Regions from separate parts of the Homo sapiens genome. Here region 1 is linked to region 2. A link is an interaction called in ENCODE POLR2A ChIA-PET data of the cell type or tissue named here. Cell type or tissue: PC-9. All regions are shown on one strand. Links, peaks and the distances in the headings refer to the core of each region. The heading gives the core; the rest is flanking DNA. Region 1 overlaps LOC124900954 (a long non-coding RNA gene). Region 2 overlaps MTMR12 (myotubularin related protein 12).

Evidence for each region. Peaks named below come from ENCODE experiments on the same cell type or tissue, not always from the same donor. Only the 100,000 strongest peaks of a DNase experiment are listed, where the experiment ranks them.
Region 1: POLR2A ChIA-PET joins it to region 2 with 5 read pairs; 5 of 35 experiments call an interaction of 5 or more read pairs at or near these places.

The regions. Positions count from the first base shown.
Region 1 is chr5:32,520,341-32,526,870 of GRCh38, reverse strand. The region is part of intron 2 of LOC124900954 (a long non-coding RNA gene); the gene reads right to left. It also overlaps the pseudogene TMEM183AP2. Among named protein-coding and RNA genes, the nearest start is that of SUB1, 62 kb to the left of the region's middle. In PC-9, for the core only: CTCF peaks have their summits at 2,762 and 2,963; a DNase peak (open chromatin) is centred at 3,950; H3K27me3 peaks cover 8 bases.
Region 2 is chr5:32,304,242-32,310,771 of GRCh38, reverse strand. The region is part of intron 1 of MTMR12 (myotubularin related protein 12); the gene reads left to right. It also overlaps the pseudogene RNU6-378P. Among named protein-coding and RNA genes, the nearest start is that of MTMR12, 5.4 kb to the left of the region's middle. RefSeq lists a silencer at 630-790. In PC-9, for the core only: no CTCF peak of the experiment used is centred there; no DNase peak of the experiment used is centred there.

The DNA of each region.
Region 1 (6,530 bases), core at 1,096-6,095, 220 kb before region 2:
ATCCTGGCTGAGAACTGTCTTGTGACACTCAGGGGAGGAGGGATTTTGTGATATACAGGTGAAGAAGGGGAAGGTTTTCATGAAACTGAGGTAGGGAAGAAGGATTTCTTTTTTTTTTTTTTTTTGACAGAGTCTCCCTCTATTGCCCAGGCTGGAGTGCAATGGCATGATCTCAGCTCACTGCAAGCTCTGCCTCCCGGGTTCACGCCATTCTCCTGCCTCAGCCTCCTAGTAGCTGGGACTACAGGCGCCCACCACCACGCCCGGCTAATTTTTTATATTTTTAGTAGAGACGGGGTTTCACCGTGTTAGACAGGATGGTCTCGATCTCCTGACCTCGTGATCCGCCCGCCTTGGCCTCCCAAAATGCAGGGATTACAGGCGTGAGCCACCGCGCCCGGCGTGGAGAAGGATTTCATGTTATTTCACAAATAGGGAGAAACACGATTAGAAGTGAGTAAGTTCAAAAGTCTGGCTTCAGGTGGGGCATGGTGACTCACGCTTGTAATCCCAGCACTTTGGGAGGCCAAGGTGGGTGGATCACCTGAGGTCAGGAGTTCGAGACCAGCCAGGGCAACATGGCAAAACCCCGTCTTTACTAAAAATACAAAAAAATCAGATGGGAGTGGTGGCGCGCACCTGTAATCCCAACTACTCAGGAGGCTGAGGCACGAGAATCACTTGAACCCGGGAGGTAGAGGTTGCAGTGAGCTGAGATCATGCCATTGCACTCCAGCCTGGGTGACAGAGCCAGACTCCATCTCAAAAAAAAAAAATCTGGCTTTGGTCAAATGGGCTGATAGCATGCATATCAAATAGGACACAGTGTCCAGCAAAATTGTAAAAAGCTGGGGTTTCGCTAAGATTTTAACTCTTTCTCTCACGGGGAGTTTAAGTAGTGTGAAGCTCTATTGTGAGGTTGTTTCCCTTCATCAGTAGGTAAAGATAGTGTTGCGCACAATTAGATTTGAAATGATTCCAAGACTAGGGGAAGTTGGCAAAGGGTTTTAGACCAGAGACTGGTATTCCAAGCTGAAGAAACAGCATAGTGAAAGCCATGCAGGCGTGAGGGAGCACTTGGCATATTCAAGTAATTGGATTGCTTGAAGGGTAGGATGAGCAAGGGAAACAGTGAGAGATAAGATTAGAAAAGAGTCAGGGGCCACAGCAGGAAGGGCCTTCTGCACCATGTTAAGGTATTTGGGATCTTATAAATGATCCAGAAGTCAACAGTTCACTTCATTCCGAACGATGGTCCAAAGCCGAACCCGATCCAATTACCTTGCAAGTTCAAGTCACACATTTCAAGGAATCACCAGGCAAAGGTAAGCTGCAAGTTCACCATTTGCTCAGGCAACATTCCTTATCAGTTGGTCAAGAGTGTTAGCTAACATGTTATGAAAAACAGCACCTTATTACTATTGGATCCGCCATCACCAATATTTATTTTGTTTGTACTACTGAAAGGAGTGGTTGTGTGGCTCAGACATCCTCACTCATTTCTTGTATTGATTGTGTGATTACATGTTCTCTTTTTCTCTAGATCTTTCTACCTTCTCCTTTATAGTTGCCTTGGCACCTTCCACTAACCATTAAATGTTGATTCATTCTCAAGCCCTTTTCTCACCCTATGCTCTTTCTCCCTATGTGATTTTATCTAGCTTTGTGCTTCCCTTGCTATCCATGTCCTGAAAATTTATTTATTTGTTTGTTTATTTATTTATTTTCTTGAGATGGAGTCTTGTTCTGTTGCCCAGGCTGGAGTGCAGTGGCTCAATCTCGGCTCACTGCAACTTCCGTCTCCCAGGTTGAAGCAATTCACCTGCCTCAGCCTCCTGAGTAGCTGGGATTGCAGGTGACCGCCACCGCACCCGGCTAATTTTTGTATATTTAGGAGAGTCGGGGTTTCGTCATGTTGGCCAGGCTGGTTTCAAACTCCTGACCTCAGGTGATCCGCTTGCCTCAGCCTCCCAAAGTGCTGAGATTACAGGCGTGAGCCACCACACCTGGCCAATGTCCTGAAAATTTAAAAAGCTATTCCACCCGAATTGTCACCTGAGCTCTAGGCTGCACTTCCAACTGTTTCCTGGCTTCTGACCCTTCTGTGACACATGCACCTCAAACTCAGCATGTCCAAAACAAAACTTTGAGGGGCCAGGCGCAGTGGCTCATGCCTGTAATCCCAGCACTTTAGGAGGCCGAGGCAGGCGGATCACAAGTTCAGGAGATGGAGACCATCCTGGCTGACACAGTGAAACCCCGTCTCTACTAAAAGTACAAAAAATTAGCCAGGCGTGGTGGCGGGTGCCTGTAGTCCCAGCTACTCAGGAGGCTGAGGCAGGAGAATGTTGTGAACCCGGGAGGCGGAGCTTGCAGTGAGCTTAGATCGCACCACTGCATTCCAGTCTGGGCAACAGAGCGAGACTCCGTCTCAAAAAAAAAAAAAAAAAAAACTTTGTATCTTCCTTTCCTCCACCAATATCTGCTCCTCCCTCCTTCCTTCAGCTGTTAATGACAATCAGTCACCTGATCTCCCAAATTAGACACTTAAAGTCATCTCTGATGTCTCCTTCTTTGTTACTTCCCACATCTAATCTGCTGCTCAAATTTGTCCATTTTTTTCTTTCTTTCTTTGAGACAGGATCTCACTCTGCTGCCTAGGCCAGAGTACACTGGGGCGATCTCGGCTCACTGCAGCCTGGTCCTCCCAGACTCAAACAATCCTCCCACCTCAGCCTCCCAAATAGCTGGGACTACAGGCACACGACACCACAACTGGCTATTTTTTTAATGCAAATTTTTACATTAAAATATGTTTATAAATCATAGTAGTTGTTTTCCCTCTTGATTCAACATTTCTCCCTCCCCTAACAGGAGCCCTAGAACCTGAAGAGCATGTACATTACTAACCAGATATATAATCCAGCCGCCCTGTCCAAACTGGAATCTGATTACTAATGGACTAGAATCGGGGCTGCCCCCAAGGGATGGGAAGCAGTAACTACGCTCTCAGGGAGAATGGGTACTGAGGGTGCCATCAGTCAAAGAGCCGAAAGCTGTGCACTGGGTCCAGGATGACTTGCACACCCTGTTCACTGCACAGTTTCCGACCACCATGGACAGGGGAATCTTGAAACACCAGTCTCACTCAATGATGCCGTATGTCCTTGCTCACATTGATAGTAAAGAGAGTAAATATCATTCTCATGACAATCGGAATGAAGATGAAATTGAGGGTGGTGGCCTGCAGTAGGCAGCAGTCCCGGTGTGGATTGGTATGAACATCTTCGTACTGAACAGGGGGCTGCAATCCTCCTGTACACTTGCTCTTTAACCTGTTTTTTTAACTTGAAGTTGAATTTCCACATTGGTTCCTGTCTGTTCCCAACAATATTTCTGCACCAGAAAAGTAAGCATTTGGAATTCTTTAATGTGCTGGGGGTGCTTGGATTCTTGGAGATTGGAGCAGCAAATGGCTCATACATATATGGTACAGAGATCGGATCACACAAGCCCGGAGACAGCGCAGCTTCTCCATTGACTCTGGTCGCAGACGCAAAGGCAGGGAAGCATCCAGCGTGTAGTGCCTTCGGTACAACCTTGTCCAAAAGGCAGCAGTGCAAGTGACAGTCCGAGCATTCTTACAAATCAGGGAAAAATTCACAATGTCCTCAGGACAGATATAGGAGGCCAGCAATAGCCAAATATCCATGGGATACTCTTCTCCTCCAGCCCCGTCCAGTTCTTCTTTGTGCCTCTTGCTTTTCTTTTTTCTGGAGACAGTTCTCTCACAGATGCTTTCCTCCTGGGCATCGTCTCATCACCGCTGTCGATGATGTCACAGGGCTCACCAGCCCCAGAAAGAGCTTCCTCTGCAGGAACCTGAGAGGCTTCCAAGCCACAAAGAGATTTTACTTCCTGCTGAACAGCGTTGGCTAAGGCTTTCTTGACTCATCCAGACCTCACGACCGCTGGATCCGAGTTGGCGTAATCCACCTCAGTCACTTGTCCAGAGCAGGCGTCGTGGGCCCAGAACTTGAGTCGCTTTCCTCTCTTGGGCATGGCGACCGTATCGGGGCGAGGCCTGCCTAGCTGGCCGGGCCCCCGGGCCATGTCTCCGGCCCGGCTCCGTGGCCTTCCCACACCGGAGGCCGCTAACTCTCCCACAACTGGCTATTTTTTGTATTTTTTGTAGAGACGGGGTTTTGCCCTGTGCCCAGGCTGGCCTCAAACTCCTAAGCTTAAGCAATCCTCCCGCCTCAGGCTCCCATGAGCCACTATGCCTGGCCAAATTCGTCGATTTTTAAACCTAAGTTTTCCCCTTTTCCTCATATACTTGATTTCACATCTTCATCTCTCATCTGAACTATTGTTTCATCATAGGACTTACCGCTCTCTGCAGTGATTTATTCAGATTACATCTGTGTTGAGGAGTAGGCACCGGATGGATGTTCTGTGGTGCTAGTTCTTACCCATGTATGTATGAAACCTGGGCAAACCCCATAGTTTTTCATTAATTCTAAGAGTTAAAAAATATTCCGATCGCGGCCAGGCGTGGTGGCTCACTCCTATAATCCCAGCACTTTGGGAGGTCAGGGCAGGCAGATCACTTAAGGCCAGGAGTTCAGGACCAGCCTGGCCAAGATGGTGAAACCCCGTCTCTACTAAAAATACAAAAATTAGCCAGGCATGGTGGCTCGTACCTGTAATCCCAGCTAGTCGGGAGGCTGGGGCAGGAAAATCATCTGAGCCTGGGAGGTGGAGGTTGCAGTGAGCCGAGATCGCGCCATTGCACTCCAGCCTGGGCAACAAGAGCAAAACTCCATCTCAAAAAAAAAAGATAAGAAAGAAAATATTCTGATTGCTTTCAGCCACAAGAAAAACTAATGTTATAAATTAATATGTCTCATGCAGTATAATCATCGGAACTCTTGACTTTATGTCAACTTGCCTCAGCGTGGCCTGCTCAAGGCAGAAGCATGCAGTCAAGGAGAGGGTGATTGTCTGCTTCTCTTTTTCCTCTGGGAGCCTCTCCTCCACAGCCCGCACTTTCTGGGACTTCTGACCCTCCAGGCTTGGAGTTTCTCTGAACATGTTAAATGATTTGAGCTGATGCTTCTCTCCTGGTTACTCCGATGGGCTGGCCAGGAAGCTGTCTGACTGCTCCTCTTCACTTGGAGTTGGGGAATGGCCTCTGCTTTGGTTTGTCATTCATCACCCTTGGCAACCTTAGCATGGGGTGGCCGTCTCCACACGGACTGTCTCTCTGTTGTGTCCCATCGTACTCTCAGGCAGTCCTCTTGGGCAAGATCTCTTTTTCTCTTTTTTAAAGACAGGGTCTTGCTATGTTGCCTAAGTTGGAGTGCAGTGGCTATTCATAGGTGTGATCATAGCTCGCTGCAGCCTCCAACTCCTGGGCTCAAGTAATCCTCCCGCCTCAGCCTCCCAAGTAGCCAGGACTATAGTCACACCCCACAGTGCCAGGCAAAATCTCTTTTTAAATGATGCCAGGTCAGAATTCATACATCAGTTTTCACCTCTGGTCCCAGAAAATAAGCACCTTAGACCCACTGCTTGGGGAGTGCAGCTGCTTCTAAGGCAGCCTCGCAACCTTTTTTTTTTCAATGACAACTTTATTGACATTTAATGCACGTATCATAAAATTCGCCACTGAAGCACATTCCATGGGTGTTAACATATTCACAAGGTTGCGTAACCATCCCCTCTCTCTAATTTCAAATATTTTCATCACTCCAAAAAGAAACCCCTGACCCATTAGCAATCATTCTGCATTCCCTCCTTCTTCTAACCTCTGGAAACCCCCAATCTACTTCCTGTTGCTATGAATTTTCTTATTCTGGACATTTCACATAAGTGCAACTGTACAAGATGTGGTCTTTTGTGTCTGCCTTCTTTAACTTAGCATTATGTTTTCAAGGTTCATCCACACTGTAGCATGAATCAGTATATCATTCCTTTTTATGACTGAAAATATTCCATTGTTTGGAGATACCACATTTTGTTTATTTATGTTTGTTTATTGATGGACATTTGGGTTGTTTCCATTTGTTGGCTATTATGAATAATGCTTCTATAAGCATTCATGTGCAAGTTTTCGTATGGACATATGTTTTCATTTCTCTTGGGCATATACATAGGAGCACAATTGCCTGGTCATAAGGTGACTCTATGTTTAAATTTTTGAGGAACTGCCAAACTGTTTTCCAAAGTGGCTGCACCGTTTTACAATCCCATCAGCAATGTATGAGGGTTTCTGATTTCTCCATATCCTGGCCAGTGCTTCCTATTTTGTCTCTTTGTTATTTTACCCATCTAGCAAGCATGAAACAGTATTTCACTGAGGCTTTGATTTCCATTTTCCTAAACTACCGGATGATGTTGAGCAGCTGTTCATGTACTTATTAGTCGCTTGTGTATCTTCTTTAGAGAAAGTCTATTCAAATCCTTTGCCCATTTTTTTTCAACTTCTATTTTTGATCAGGGGGTACACGTCCAGGTTTGTTACATGG
Region 2 (6,530 bases), core at 1,054-6,053:
TTATTATAAAATATACAATTATTGTTGACTGTAGTCACCCTGTTGTGCTATCACTTACTAGATCTTATTCTAACTGTGTTTTTGTACCCATTAAACATCCCCACTTCCCTTTCCCCTGCTACCCTTCCCAGCTTTTGGTAACCATCATTCTGTCTCCATGAGTTCAAATGTTTTAATTTTTAGCTCCCACAAATAAGTGAGGACGTGCAAAGTTTGTCTTTCTGCGCCTGGCGTAGTTCACTTAACATAATGACCTCCAGTTCTGTTCATTGTTACAAATGACAGGATCTTATTCTTTTTTATGGCTGAATAGTACTCGTGTGTATGTACCACATTTTCTTTATCTATTCATTTGTTGATGATGGACACTTTGGTTGCTTCCAAATCTTGGCTGTGGTGAATAGTGTTGTAATAAACATGGGAGTGCAGATTTCTCTTCCATGTACTGATTTCCTTTCTTCCTTTTTTAGAGACAGGATCTTGCTTTGTCGCTTAGGTTGAAGTACAGTGGCGTGATCACAGCTCACTGTAGCCTCCACCTCCTGTACTCAAGCCATTTTCCCAAGTAGCTGGGACTACAGGTGCATGCCAGAGCACCTGGCTAATTTTAAAATTTTTAGTAGAGGTGATGTCTTGCTGTCTTTGCCCAGGCTGCTCTCAAACTCCTGGGCTCAAGCAATCCTCCTGCCTCAGCCTCCCAAAGTGCTGGGATTGTAGGCGTAAGCCACCGTGCCTGGCCCTGATTTCCTTTCTTTTGGGTGTATACCTAGCAGTGGGCTTGCCGGATCATATGGTGGCTCTATTTTTAGTTTTTGAGGAACCTCCGTACTGTTCTCCACAGTGGTTGTATTGATTTACGTTCCCACCAACAGCGTATGAAGGTTCCCTTCTCTCCACATCCTTACTAGCATTTGTTATTGCTTATCTTTTTTGGATATAAGCCATTTTAACTGGGATGAGATGATATCTCATACTTTTTTTTTTTAACATTTAAGGGTTTGTTAAAAATATGAAACGCTTCACGAATTTGCATGTCATCCTTGCGCAGGGGCCATGCTAATCTTCTCTGTGTCCTTCCAATTTTAGTATATGTGATGCTGAAGCGAGCACTCATTGTAGTTTTGATTTGTATTTCTCTGGTGATCAATGATGTTAAGCACGTTTTCATGTACCTTTTTTTGCCATTTGTATATCTTCTTTTGAGAAATGTCTTTCAGATCTTGTCTCCATTTTTAGGTGGATTATTAGATTTTTTCCTATTGAGTTGTTTGAGCTTCTTACATATTCTTGTTATCCCCTGTCAGATAGATGGTTTGTAAATATTTTCTCTCATTCAGTGGGTTATCTCTTCATTTTGTTGATAGTTTCCTTTGCTGTGAGGAAGCTTTTTAACTTGATGTGATCCCATTTGTCCATTTTTGCTTTGGTTGCCTATGCTTGTCGGGTATTCTTTATGTCTTTTTTTGATAGAACCCTGGTTGAAGTGCAACTGATCTTTAAACTTTTCTCTTCAGGGAAATTAAACTACAAGTGGAAAGTCTTCTGAAATGTGGCCAGAGTTCAAGAATGTTCAAATTCTTCGTCCACCAAGTGCACATGTTGTAATTAGACATGTTTCCCTCTTTGCCCACAGTGCCTGATGTATTTCCTTTGAGGGATAATTAGGGAAGGGGAGTGGTTCAGTCTAAAATAAGCCTGAAGTGGTCACATTTTTCAGATCCTTATAGTTGGCAGCTTTGTTTTCTTGCATTAAAATAATGCTGTGCAGACACTATGCCTCGTTGTTGTAGTCTGACTCTAAACATGTTTTGTAACAGAGGATAAGGCTCTGTCCTAAATTGTGGATGGTTTTTTAAAAGATAAGGGTAAGGCCGGGCGTGGTGGCTCACGCCTGTAATCCCAGCACTTTGGGAGGCCGAGGTGGGTGGATCATGAGGCCAAGAGATCCAGACTATCCTGGCCAACATGGTGAAACCCCGTCTCTACTAAAAATACAAAAATTACCTGGGCGTGGTGGTGTGTGCCTGTAGTTAGTCCCAGTTACTCGGGAGGCTCAGGCAGGAGAATCCCTTGAACCCAGGAGGCAGAGGTTGCAGTGAGCCAAGATCACGCCACTGCATTTCAGCCTGGCGACAGAGTGAGACTCCATCTCAAAAAAAAAAAGAAGATAAAGGTAGGAAGGGGTGAGAAGGCAATGTATTTTTAAGTATATAGGTTTTGCCAGGTAATCATATTACGGGAAATGCAGGTGAGCAACATCGAGGCATGGCTTATGTGCTTCTGAGAGCCCTGGGTCTGGTAACCTTCTCTTGGCTTACCCAGTGGGAGGAGTTCCTCAGGACACTCTTCTGAACTGTTCTCTCCTATTTCCTACACTGCTTTCCCTCATGTTGCCTTTCTCTGAACTGCCTTGGTGTATGTCATGCTGTTGCTTCTTTCTTTTTTTTTTTGAGATGGAGCCTCGTTCTGTCACCCAGGCTGGAGTGCAGTGGCATGAACTTGGCTCACTGCAACCTCCGCCTCCCAGGTTCAGGCGATTCTCCTGCCTCAGCCTCCTGAGTAGCTGGGACTACAGGCGTGCACCACCACACCCAGCTAATGTTTGTATTTTTAGTAGAGATGGGGTTTCACCATATTGGCCAGGCTGGTCTCGAACTCCTGACCTCGTGACCCGCCCACCTTGGCCAACCAAAGTGCTGGGATTACAGGCGTGAGCCACCCCACCCAGCCAACTGTTGCTTATTTCTTCATATGGGTTTTGGTAGCTGGGAAATCTCAGTTTCTTAGACACCTGTTTGTTGGTAGATGACTGAGCTGCCAGAACAACCTTTATACCTTATGATGTAATGATACCTGTACCTGGTGATAAGCTTGTTCTTGGCTAATCAGATAGGTTCAGCAGTGGTGGCCTTCAGTATGCCAGAGAATCTGTCAAGAGTCAGCACTTTGTGGTGGAAACAAAAGTGCTTAACTGGATAAAGTATTTTAAGATTATGCTTTTAAACACGGTGAGCTTATTTTTTTTTCCTCATGATCAGAAAGGACTGGCATCGGACAGCGTAAAATGAGGACGAGTAGTTAACTCTGACTTTTAAAATTGGATTGCTGCCAGAGTAAAATGGATTCTTCTATCCTTGATTATTCTAAATCAGTGAATGTGACAGTTAAAACCATAATTTTGTATATAGGACCATAATTTTGGACCTTTGATTATGTTTTGAAAACTCTGCTCAGGGGATTACATGTTGGTAAAGCTAGTTAAGTGGGCAGCTGATGGCTCTGAAAGTTGAGATGAATAGGAGGGAGGGATCTGGGGCCATCTTGATGGTACCTGATGGCTGGTACCTAAAAACATCGCAGCACCCCCACCCCAGCCCAGCCCCAGACACAGGGTGCAAAGGATGTCGGTGCCTCTGTCGGGGGACCTGCTGGGTGCTGAGCTCTGCTCTAGGGAGGGATATGGTTATAGTTTGGGTACCAAATCCATCTTTCTTGTTAAATAAAACACCTGTTTGAATTATTTCAGAAGCCATAAGCATTCTTTGTAGAAAAATAAAGGTACAGATAAGCGAAAACATTTTTTAAAGAACGATTATAAACATAAACAACTCGGAGTGTATTCTGTACACTTCAAGCAGATATATGTGTAGGTATATATATATTTTAACCAAATTGGGATTAATATTGCTGATCATATTTTGTAATCTGCCTTTTTCACCAAAAATGTATATTGTAAACATCTTTCCATGTCAGTTGCTATCCCACAATGTCATTAAAATTAGACCTTTGAAACTGGCCAGGCAAAATTTAGCTTTCAGAGGGTGGCTGTACTTGTACCCATTTTGTGGGTACAAGGGCTAAAATATACTTTCTAAGAGTTTAGGTCAGTGTTTGACCTGAATGAACTAATAATAGTTAACGGGCACTTATTTGTGGATTTTTAGCTTTGGAAGAGAATTTAAAGATAATATACTCTGCCTCCATTATACTCATCCTCCATCATACAGATGTGCAAACTGAGGCCCTGTAAAGTTTAATATCTTGCCCACGGACACAGTGTTATTGCAGAACAGAGATAAAAACTCTCTCCTACTAGCCAGCAGTGCCAGTGCTAAACCAGGGTCACATGAGCTCAGGAAAGGTTTTATTTACATGTGGGAAGAAAAGTCAAGAGAGATGAAGATTGAGAAGAGTAAAAAATATATATATATGGTGTTAATAGCTATTTTTTTATTTTTTCATTTATCCCTCAGGAAAAAATGTATTCTGTTGCCTAGTTCTTATTTAAGGCCATTTCTTTTGGTCAGGAGAAGTGAATATATGATCCTGTAGTCTTCCCAGAGATATGACTGTGGGTATATACAAAATGAAAATGAATAATTACTAGTATTTATTAGGCACTTCTGTGTTCCAGGAACTACGCATATCTCATTTTCCCCTTTCAACAAGTTTCATGAAGGGAATACTATTATTACCCATCTTTTTTGTTTTTAGATATGGAAACTGAGACTCAGAAGTTGAGTACCTTGTTTAGGGTCATGGAGTTTGTCCCAGGGTTTAAACTAGAGCAGTCTGATCTCGGGGCCCATTCTCTTATTCTTACATTTATGAATGTAAGGAATATTACTAGTGAAACATGCTTATATCATGATTAGCCTTTGTACACTAGAGTACTTCCTTAGTAGTGTTCTCTAGTAGCAATTTCTTTTTTGGCTTTTGCTAGATTGTCAACCAGGTAACTGCTGAGCAGATACAGGGATCTCTTGGTTGTTTTCATCTCTAGAGCTGGTGTTTTTGAAAGATAGAATTAATTAGTTCAGCACATATTTACTCAGCACTTGCGGTATCCCAGATTTTTTTTTTTTTTTGAGACGGAGTTTCACTCTTGTTGCCCAGGCTGGAGTGCAATGGCGCAATCTCGGCTCACCACAGCCTCCGCCTCCCGGGTTCAAGCAATTCTCCTGCCTCAGCCTCCCGAGTAGCTGGGATTAGAGGCATGCACCACTACACTCTGCTAATTTTGTATTTTTAGTAGAGACAGGATTTCTCCACGTTGGTCAGGCTGGTCTCGAACTCCCAACCTCAGGTGATCCACCTGCCTTGGCCTCCCAAAGTGCTGGGATTACAGGCGTGAGCCATCGCGCCCGGCCGCGGTATCCCAGATATTGTTCTAGGTATTGAGTGGGGATACATCAGTTTGCAGAAAAGATGAAATTATTGGGATGATTTTTATTGGACCACTAACTTTGATGTCTTTGGCGGATAGATGATAACAAGAAGAGATTGGCTTGTCTTAAACAGACCTCCTGCCTTAGTCCTAGCGGTAAAGATAACTTTAAAAACAAAGTCTAGATCCTTTGCCTTCTTTTTTTAAGAATTCATAACCTGGCCAGGAGCGGTGGCTCACACGTAGTCTCATCACTTTGGGAGGCCGAGGTGGGTGGATCACAAGGTCAGGAGTTTGAGACCAGCCTGGCCAATATGGTGAAACCCCATCTCTACTAAAAATACAAAAATTAGCCGGGCGTGGTAGCGAACGCCTGTAATTCCAGCTACTCAGGAGGCTGAGGCAGGAGAATCTCTTGAACCGAGGAGGCAGAGGTTGCAGTGAGCCAAGATCGCGCCACTGCATTCCAGCCTGGGCGACAGAGCAAGACCCCGTCTCAAAAAAAAAGAAAGAATTCATAGCCTTTTCTCCATTCTCAACTAATTTTTTAAAATCTCCCAGAACTCACCCAGCTAATTTCTTAATTGCAGAATTTTCTCTTTGAGCGTGGAGGTCATTGGTAGGCCATCAGAAGACATTAAAGGTCTCTCCAGAGATGGTCACTTTCTTAGCTGTGGCTTTAGCCCGATGATCTGTCCAAAGCTTCTGCTTTTTCTCTCCTGCCCGTGCTTCCTGCAGCATCTCCCTGAGTCTTATCCAACACCACACAACTTCTGCAGATGGAGCCTCAGAAAGCATCATGAGGCTCTGTCAAGCAGCACTTCCTGCAGCCTGATCAAACAGCTGCCACATGGACAGCCACTGTCTAAGAGCACATACTTCTGCACCCTACTTCTAGCTCGAACGTTAAAATCAGGGCTACCATCAGAATTTTAGGCTGTGGGGACCCCACACTTAGAAGTTTAAAGTTCTGGATCTTTCTCTAAACATCTTAAACAGGATGTTGGGTGTTCTTCCACATTAAACCACCCTATGTGATGGTGTGCTTTGGAGAAAATTCCATTATCATAAGGGCTAAAAAACTTCCTATTGCTACAAAAAAATGTATACCTTATTATGATAAAGACAATATAGTAAAGTTGCAGAGTTTGGAAGTTAGAAAAATAAAAGTGCCAATGATGGTACCTTAACCAAAGCAATGATTCCATTTATAAGTATGTCTGTGTTTTGTTCGTGAGTGTGTATCTCATATGGTTGCATTTCTTTTCTTTTCTTTTTTTTTTTGGAGACGGAGTCTCACTCTGTCTCCCAGGCTGAGGTGTAATGGCGCGATCTTGGCTCACTGCAACCTCTGCCTCCTGGG